Linked DNA regions of Mus musculus: region 2 is linked to region 1. A link is a loop called in an ENCODE intact Hi-C map of the cell type or tissue named here. Cell type or tissue: left cerebral cortex. All regions are shown on one strand. Links, peaks and the distances in the headings refer to the core of each region. The heading gives the core; the rest is flanking DNA.

The links. Peaks named below come from ENCODE experiments on the same cell type or tissue, not always from the same donor. Only the 100,000 strongest peaks of a DNase experiment are listed, where the experiment ranks them.
Region 2: it touches region 1 in a loop (2.5-fold over the local background); 7 of 42 quality-filtered maps call a loop at or near these places.

The regions. Positions count from the first base shown.
Region 1 is chr5:144,962,125-144,966,429 of GRCm38, reverse strand. It overlaps Smurf1 (SMAD specific E3 ubiquitin protein ligase 1), which reads left to right and starts at 600. Exons shown (of 18, transcript NM_001038627.1): 1 at 600-929. The coding sequence starts at 875. In left cerebral cortex, for the core only: no CTCF peak of the experiment used is centred there; DNase peaks (open chromatin) are centred at 1,312, 2,342 and 2,786; H3K4me3 peaks cover 2,291 bases; H3K27ac peaks cover 1,441 bases.
Region 2 is chr5:144,887,517-144,891,821 of GRCm38, reverse strand. It overlaps Smurf1 (SMAD specific E3 ubiquitin protein ligase 1), which reads left to right. Exons shown (of 18, transcript NM_001038627.1): 10 at 309-507; 11 at 2,020-2,123. Among named protein-coding and RNA genes, the nearest start is that of Mir7039, 7.1 kb to the left of the region's middle. In left cerebral cortex, for the core only: a CTCF peak has its summit at 2,735 (motif pointing right); no DNase peak of the experiment used is centred there.

The sequences.
Region 1 (4,305 bases), core at 858-3,357:
GTTCCTATCCACAAAACCACCACCTCTCCATTTACATCCTTCATCTTGTTTAGCTGGTCCATATGCCGCACTTCCTCTGAGTCTAGCCACTTTGTCAATCGAATACACCAGTTGCACAGGGCACATCCGACACTCGATCACTGCGGGAAGTCTTCCCTTGGAACTTGCAGGATCTAGTGTGTACCCACGCGCGCACGCGCGCACGGTTCTTGGGGTTTCATGCAACACCCTGGCTTCCATCAGGAGCTTTGAAAAGTCCGACACTGAAGAAACAATCGGTTCCCCCAAATCGTCGCACAAGCAAATCAGTTGGTTCTGAGATTGTGACTAAGAACCAGCTCCGACTGCGCCGCTTGTGTGTGCGTGTGTGTCGTCTACGTGTGTGGGGCGGTGGTGGCCACGGTGGTGTCTGTTTCAAGGCTCCCCGCCGGCTGCAGGAACCTTGCAGCTCCCCCAGACCCCCTTGCGCGCGCCCAGGACAAGCGCGGTCCGCGTAGCGCCGTGCTCGGGCGCGCGCACGCACGCACACACGCAAGCGCGAGGCCGCGCAGGGCCGGGCCGGCAAGGCGGCGGGCGCGCGCAGCTCGGGAGGCGGCGGCGGAAGCAGCGAGGGCGGCGGGCGTCCGGCTGCGAGCGCGGCGGCTCCGGGCTGGGCCAGCCAGGGGCGGCTCCTGGCGGCGGCGCGGCCGAGCGCTCGGTTCTACGGTTCCAGCCCGTGGTCTCCGGCCCAACGCCTGCGCCGCGCACTCGGCGTCCCGGCTCGGACCCCGGCGCCCAGCCCGTGGCCGTAACCTTGAGGCGGCGGCGGGGCCGGGCCGGGCCGGGCTGGGGGGCGGCGGCACTGGATCCGAGGCCGGCCGGCCGCTGGCGGGAGATGTCGAACCCCGGGACCCGTAGGAACGGCTCCAGCATCAAGATCCGTCTGACAGGTAGGCACGACAGGGCCGCGGCCCTCGCGCCCCTAGACTGTCCCAGGGACCCTGCGGACTCCCGCCCCGCCCCCTCCCCCCCCCCCCCCCTTGCACCGGCCGTTGTCCCGGGACCGCTGCACCCCCTACGGCGTGCGCCCCTCGCTCGCGCTCCCGGCCCCGCCCCCCGGGTGCTCTGCAGGCGCCGCCCCTGCCGCCCCGTCCCCTCCCTCTGCATCAGGGCCCGCCCCTGGCACATCAGGACACGCCCCGCTGCGGCAGCCCCGCCCTCCCTCTGCATCAAGCCACGCCTCTCCGATCTGCAGACTCGCCCCCTTAACTAGGCTCAGCCCTCGACTCTTCTGCAGACTCCCCCTCCCCCTCACAGGCTCCACCCCTTGACTACTTTGTAGCTTTGGCGACCCGCCCTATGGCTCCTCCCTCTGCATCATTCCCCGCCCCCTGCTTGCTCTGCAGGCCCAGGCAGCTGCCTTTTCTGCATTAAGCCTGGCTTGCTGTTCATCCCTCTATCATAGATTCCACCCCTGTGGCTGATTCTCTTGGCCCCGCCTCTGGCTCCTTTCTCTTCAGGTTCTTGCCTATCCCCCCCTGCCCACACTACTCTATCTGCCCACACCTACCATCAGTTGCATATGGGCCACGCCCCCTAGCTTTCTCCCTCTGCCCCTAACTTTACCCTTCTGGATCAGGTCCCGCCCCCTAGCTCCTCCACTACAGGACTCCCCCCCCCCCTCTCCTTTCTGCCCCACACCTACCCTCAGCTGCATATAGGTACCACCCCTCGGGGCCCTCCACCGGTCCCCTCTAGTGTCCTCTCTTGACACCGCCCCAGCACCCTCTGATCCACACCTACCCCCCTGCCTGCTTTTCTTCAGGCCTTGTACATAGCCACACACCTTTCAACTTCATGTAGATCCCGCCCCCTCGCTGCACCTCCACCGCTCTTTCCACCCCTACCTCACATTTTCATCATCCATCTCTTCACTCTCATCCTCCTTCTACCTGCTGTTCCCCTCTAGGCCCACCCCTCACCATCCTCCCGCCTGTCCCCTCCCTCTTTTCCCTTGCAGCTTCTCATCACTTCATCTCTCTCTCCTTTCTTTCTTCCCACTCTCTCACATGAACATTATCTACCTTCTCCCTTCTCTCTCTGGGTCCCTTCGAATCATCCCACCCCCTACTCGTTTGCCTTGCTTCTCTTTGCTCTCCCACCGCCTCACCCACTCCTCATCTCCATCTCTCTAGTTTCCCCTCTCCTCTCTTGGCTCCGCCCCCTCTACTGTTTTCAGCCACGCCCCCGTCCCTGCTTGATCCCGCCCTCACTTATCTTTCAGTCCCGCCCACTCGCTTCTGTCTTACAGCCTCCACCCTTAAGTCGCAAATTCCTCAATCCTGTCTGGGACCAAACGTCTGTCTCCCAGTCTTGTTCTCACTTCCCCCACCTCATCAGTGGTCCAGACCTCTCCAGTCTAGTCCACTTCCGTTCTCCCCGAGGCCAGGCCACTTAGTACTCCAGAGACGAGTCCTTGGTTCCTACCTCCTCTGCAATGCCTTCACCCCTCGCCACATCCTTGAGTCCCCCCTCCCACACAAGCTGAGCTGTGGCAGCTGCTCTAGTGCAAGGCGCCTTGTTCCCCTCAGTCTTCAGAGGAATGTTCAGGTTTGCTAAGTGCTCTGTAGTGCCACCTTCAAAGGTGAGCGCAGAGCTTGCTGTGGGTCTGACAGCAGCAGGGCAGTTTGCATGCAGGCAAGGGGAGAGCTCTCTGTCATAGCTGTCCCTCTTCGTGGGTCCGGAGTCTGGACCACTGCCCTCAGCTTCCTCTTTCTTTCTCCCTCTCCTTTCTCTGCAGACCTTACCAGTGTGAATCCATCCCTAAGGCTGCATGCATGGCAGGGTTGGCAGAGGGCCTGCTTTGGGGCTTTCCAGCTCAGAAGAGGAAATACATCGTTAAGTCTGAGGCCTTGCAGGGAGTTCCCTGGATTTTTCTGTTCCAAGGCAGTGTGTTGGGGACTAAGACTTCTGCTTGTCCTTTCAGGCAGAGCCTTAGGGTAAGACCTGTGATCATGGTGGAAATTCTTGGAAAGTTTCTTGTGTTTAAGAAAAGATTGATAGTTTTCCCTGAAGATGTGGGAGCAGATAACGGTGTTTGCACTAGAACCCAGACCCCGGTCATATTGGCCATCTTTGCCTCTGGACAGATACTGGAAGAGACTTGCTCAGTGGACATGCGAAGGGCATGTGTTAGTTAGGAAGTTAGGTTCTTTGACAGTCATCTTTGGGAAAGTTTGCTGCTCATTGACACTGGGCTATGACTTCAGATATGATCCAGGTTGCTTTCAGCCTTCCCGCTAAAGTGACTGACTTGGGGAGTTTCAGTAGAAATGAGATCAGTGGCTTAATTGTGGAATTTGTGGCAGGTATCTATTAACAGATCCTGGTCAACTGGTTAATTTTGGTATTGCAGACTTGGAAAGTGTCAGAGTTTTGGATGGCTTTTGATGGGGAAGGACTAGGGATGGGTGTTAAAGCTCATGGTCTGAGAGCATCTGTGAGCGTCATCATAGGATTGGGGGTTGCTGGATGGTGTGCCTATGTGATGACAATCGTGAAACTCTTGGAACCAGCCATTTTATTGAACATGAGGTAGGCTTGCCTTCATCTCTCTGCTGTGACAGGAAGTGAGGACAGTTGGGTAGCAGTCTCTCCAGAGATAAATACTGTTATGGAGTCTATTTATGAATTTGTATTTGGGGAAAGATGACTTTTTAAGAATGAGAGCTATTGAAGCTGGGGAGCTGGCTCAGTCAGGAGTGTGTCTGCCCAGAAAGCATGAGACCTGAGCTGGAACCCTGCACCCACTTAAAAATTGAACGTGGCTGGCTGGGAGCCTCACCTGATCAGCGAGCCCCAGGTCCTGGTAAGAGATCGTATCTGAAGGGAAAAACCAAGGTTATGGCTCCTGAGGTTGACCCTCTGGCTTGTGTGCATACGTATACAGGTGTACCTGCGTGCACACCAACCAGAGTACATAGACAGAATAAAAAACAAGATGCCTGTTTGTAACCTTGGTGTTGAAAACCACACAGCACCAAGACGTTGAAGACACTGGAGTGGTGTCAAGTGTTGGGAACTTTGTAGTTTACAGTTGATGGCCTTTGGGGAGCAGAGCCTGTCAAATCAGGGCACCCTGGTCAGACTAGCAGTTGCATGATGTGCAGCCAGGGTCTCCTGATGGTACAGGGCCTTAGTTTCCTCATTTGAATGCGATTTCAGCCCCATTATAAGTGTCTTTGATCTCCCACACGATCCATCAGAGTGGTTACCTACTTGCTTCCCGTTACTGTTGGCCTGTGTGTGTGCTTTCTGCTCTCAGCC
Region 2 (4,305 bases), core at 1,250-3,749, 75 kb after region 1:
TTTGAATATCCAGACTTGAAATGACGTAATTCCCACTTCTTATGACGTAATTAAAAAGTGAACAAGGCCTCATGGTGTGCCCAGCCATTTGGGTTTTAGTTCATTCCAGGTGTCGTCAAGTTGACAACCAGGAAGACCCCTCATGCAGATAAATGACATCGTCTTTATTGTACCCCCACACCTGTGCCAGGCTGTTGTCACTCATCTGAGCAGCCCTGTCGTTAGCAGAGCCTGCCGCCTGCGGTGTGTGCTGCAGGCTGCTTCAGCTCTCTGGCCTGCCCAGTGACGGCCACGTCTCCTCTTTGCAGTCACCAGTGCCAACTCAAGGAGCCCAGCCAGCCGCTGCAGCTGCCCAGTGAGGGCTCCGTGGAGGACGAGGAGCTTCCTGCCCAGAGATATGAGAGGGACTTAGTCCAGAAGCTCAAAGTTCTCAGGCACGAGCTCTCTCTTCAGCAGCCCCAGGCTGGTCACTGTCGAATAGAAGTCTCCAGAGAAGAGATATTTGAGGTAAAGAATTATGTCTTGCTAAACCATATAGCCCCATGGGGAAGCACGCAAGGAAGTTTGTGTTAAATGAGCTGTGTTTGCCATCTTGGTGGACTCTGCTTTCTGCTTGGCATTTGAAGGATCCGCTTTACTGATGTATCTGTTGTTTAGTTTTTATTATAGCTGGATATAGTAGCACGTGCTTTATATCGCAGTACTAGGGAGGCAGGGGCAAGTGGATCTCTATGAGTTCAAGGCCAGCCTGGTCTACAGACTTGAGTTCTAGGACAGCCAGGGCTACACAGTGAGACCCTGTCTCAAAAAAATTTTTTTTCATTGTGGATATTTATTATACAAATAGTGTTACACAAGGACATTTCATCTTGTTGGCTCTGCCTGTCTCCCAGCCCCCACTCTATGATTTCTCCCTCTTACAGTCCTCCCTCTGGTGTTTTCCTAAACTTCACAGATACTTACATGATTTTATATATCTATAAAAGTTAGGGATTATGGTTATGAGAAAAAAACACAGTTATTTGTCTTCTAAGACAGGCTTAACTCACTCACTATGACTATCTCTGGTTGCTTAATTCTATGGATACAAAACTTCTAGTGTCTGTCCACACCACATATTCTTTATCCAAGGTTGACTGCAGAACTTAGCTATTGTGAATGAGCCTTGATGACTTACCATAGATTTTGCTAAGTGCTCTGAAGTGTATATGTGCCTGTAGATGTAGCTGTAGTTTGCTGAGAAGCCTCCAGACAGACTTCCGTGGTCTCCGCAGTACTTACCGCTTTCTTAACCAGGTGACACGGACTCCCCTTGTAGTCTCTGTGTAGTGCATATATGAGTCTTCCAAGATTGGTGTAGCCAGCCAAGACTCTTCTCCCCCGAGGGACCAGTTTTACTGTTTAGTGAGATGCAGGGTTTGTCAGGTCCTAGGCTCAAGCTGAGCGAAGTTGTGTGTCTGTCTCTGACAATAGTTTTCAGTGCTCAGTGGTTTTCTGTGCAGAAGCTGGTGACTCAGGACGGGACCCCAGCTGGCCCTGAACTGTGTAGATCATTCTTCAGCCTGTGGGTCCTCCTCACACCCATTCATTCCTTCAGAGTTTCTGCTGGGGCACTTCCTTCTCAGAGACAGTGCATGGCTATTTGGTCCTGGTCTTGTCTCTGGGAAGAAGAAGGAAAGTGAGTCCCCCAGTGAGGGGCTGGGGGCGTGGCTCAGTGGTAGAGCCTCTGCCTAGAATCCCCCAGTGAGAGGCTGGGGGTATGGCTCAGTGGTAGAGCCCCTGCCTAGAATCCCCCAGTGAGGGGCTGGGGGCGTGGCTCAGTGGTAGAGCCCCTGCCTAGAATCCCCCAGGGAGGGGCTGGGGTGTGGCTCAGTGGTAGAGCACCTGCCTAGAATCCCCCAGTGAGGGGCTGGGAGGCGTGGCTCACCTGCAGCACTTGGCTAGTATGTTAAAGTACCTGGGTTCTATCCTCTCCACTCTCAAACATCTTTTTTGTGAACTTGTGGTTTTGATGTGTAGGAGTCGTATCGCCAGATCATGAAGATGCGGCCAAAAGACCTAAAGAAGCGCCTGATGGTGAAGTTCCGAGGGGAGGAAGGTTTGGACTATGGTGGAGTGGCTCGGTGAGTTGCTGGTCAATCCTCTTCCCCACATGAGTGGCAGGCTGCTGGAGCTGCCCACTTCCTGAGTGTCACAGTGGACCTGTGCCAGCATCTCCACAGGGCACCACAGGGCACCGAGGCTTCTCCTGCTGACACCTCCCATTAGAAAATGTATGATGTCACTTTTTAACTTGTAGTCAGGATTAAAGTTTCACACTTCTTCTTTACTGTATGTGTCTGAACACAAAACTCCCAGGGCCACTCCTGAACTTAACCAGGTAGCAGTGTGGGGGTGGGACGTGCAGGTATTTGTTTTATCCAGGGATCTTACAATATGCTGCCATTCATTTCACTTTAGAGATGAGACTTCTTTAACAAACGTTGGCATTTGTTCTAAGAGGCATCTGGTATCCTCCAGGTAGCCAAGATTGGGCTGCTACCTCCTGATGTAGGGACCTGGTCACAGACACGGACTCTGGGCAGTAGTTAGGATAGCTAACCCTCTGCTCGCAGACTGAGCTCTCTACAGTTCTCCATGTCTGCCACTCAGGCTCCTCTGAAACTTTTCTTTGTAAAGACTTTATGTGTGAACGTTTTGACTGCATGTGTGTCTATGCACTGTGGACATGCAGTGCCCACAAAGGCCAGAAGAGGGCATTAGATTCCCCTGAGACTGGAGTTAACAGGTGGTTGTGAGCTGCCATGTGGGTGCTGGGAATCAAACCCAGGTAACCTGCAAGAGCAATGAGTGCTCTTATCACTGAACCATCTCTCCAGCCCCTCTACTTTTGAATTATAGAATACTACTTAGCCCTTTAGAATTTAATTTGTCTCTGAATTCTATTTATCTCTTCCTTGCCTATTCTTTCCTTCTCATTTCCCCATCCCAGAACTCACTACATAGCATAGACTGGTCTAAAATGAGAGTATTCCTTCTGCCTCAGCCTCTTGAGTACTGAAATTAAAGGTATGACCCACCATACCTGGCTTCCTTTTAAAACCAGGCTTTGTCTTCCTTGCCCCCATAAACTTGAAGATGCTCGGGACAGCACTTTGCAGCACTCTACTTAGAGACCTAGTCTGTCATGGCCGTCCAGCCTGGGCATCAGCATCAGCTCCTCTGCTTCTGGAGCAGACCCTAGGCACTGTCCCCCTAGCCGCCTCTTTCTTGGTTTCTCCCTGCAGAGCAGCTGCTTGGTGTAATTTTCTTCCGTCTGTGCCCCTAGCAGCTATCCACAGTGAGAAACTTGGTTTAGTTCATGGCCAGATTCCCAGTTCTAGAACGGCTCTAATGCCAGGCTCTCACCTTTGGCAGTAGCTGCTGTGCGCAGGAGTCTCCGAGCTCACAGCCCTCCTCCTGCTGAGTCTTCTACCTTATTCCCAGCTCCTTCCTCTTCTGCTTTCTATAGGGCTTCCTCGCCTCATCTTCCCGTGCTCAGAGCAGGCCAGTGTTGTAAGTTACTACATAGCACACTAACTATGGGATTCCATTGTAAGTAATGAGTATGAAGAATTAAATACATCTAAGGCATTGTTAAGTCTTCTCACTGGAGGCCTCCCATCAGGCAGCTGTGTGTTGTGTAGGGACTGCATTTACTCAACAGTCACCAAGTCTAGGGACCTGCAGTGACTTCATGTGCATACAGGTGCACATGGCATGTTCTCAGCACCCCCCCCCTTTTTTTTTTCCAAGACAGGGTTTCTCTGTGTAGTCCTGGCTGTCCTGAAACTCACTCTGTAGACCAGGCTGGCCTCGAACTCAGAAATCCGCCTGCCTCTGCCTCCCGAGTGCTGGGATTAAAGGCGTGTGCCTCCATGCCCAGCTTAGCCCCCACTCTCTTGTACTCTTAACTCGACGAGGGAAGGAGTGCTTAGAGAATCGCACAGGCAGTAGCTACACACAGCCAAGGAGGTCCCTGGTCCTTAAAGAATACTTGACGGAAGTACAGATGGGAGAGCCTTGAGGGTCTGCCAGGTTTTTTGGTCTGATGTATCTGTGTATCTTTTGTTTATTTCCATCCCTTTCATGTCCAGACGGTTTTGGTCTGTGCTGCCCTCCCCTAACCTGCCTCCTTTCTGTTTGAAGAGTCGGAGACTACACACTAAAATCTGAGCCCATTGTCTCGAGGGCTATCCATCTGAAGGTGCTGTACCCCAGTATCTTCAGGATTGAACCCATCTCACAGCAGCCCCCCCCCCTTCA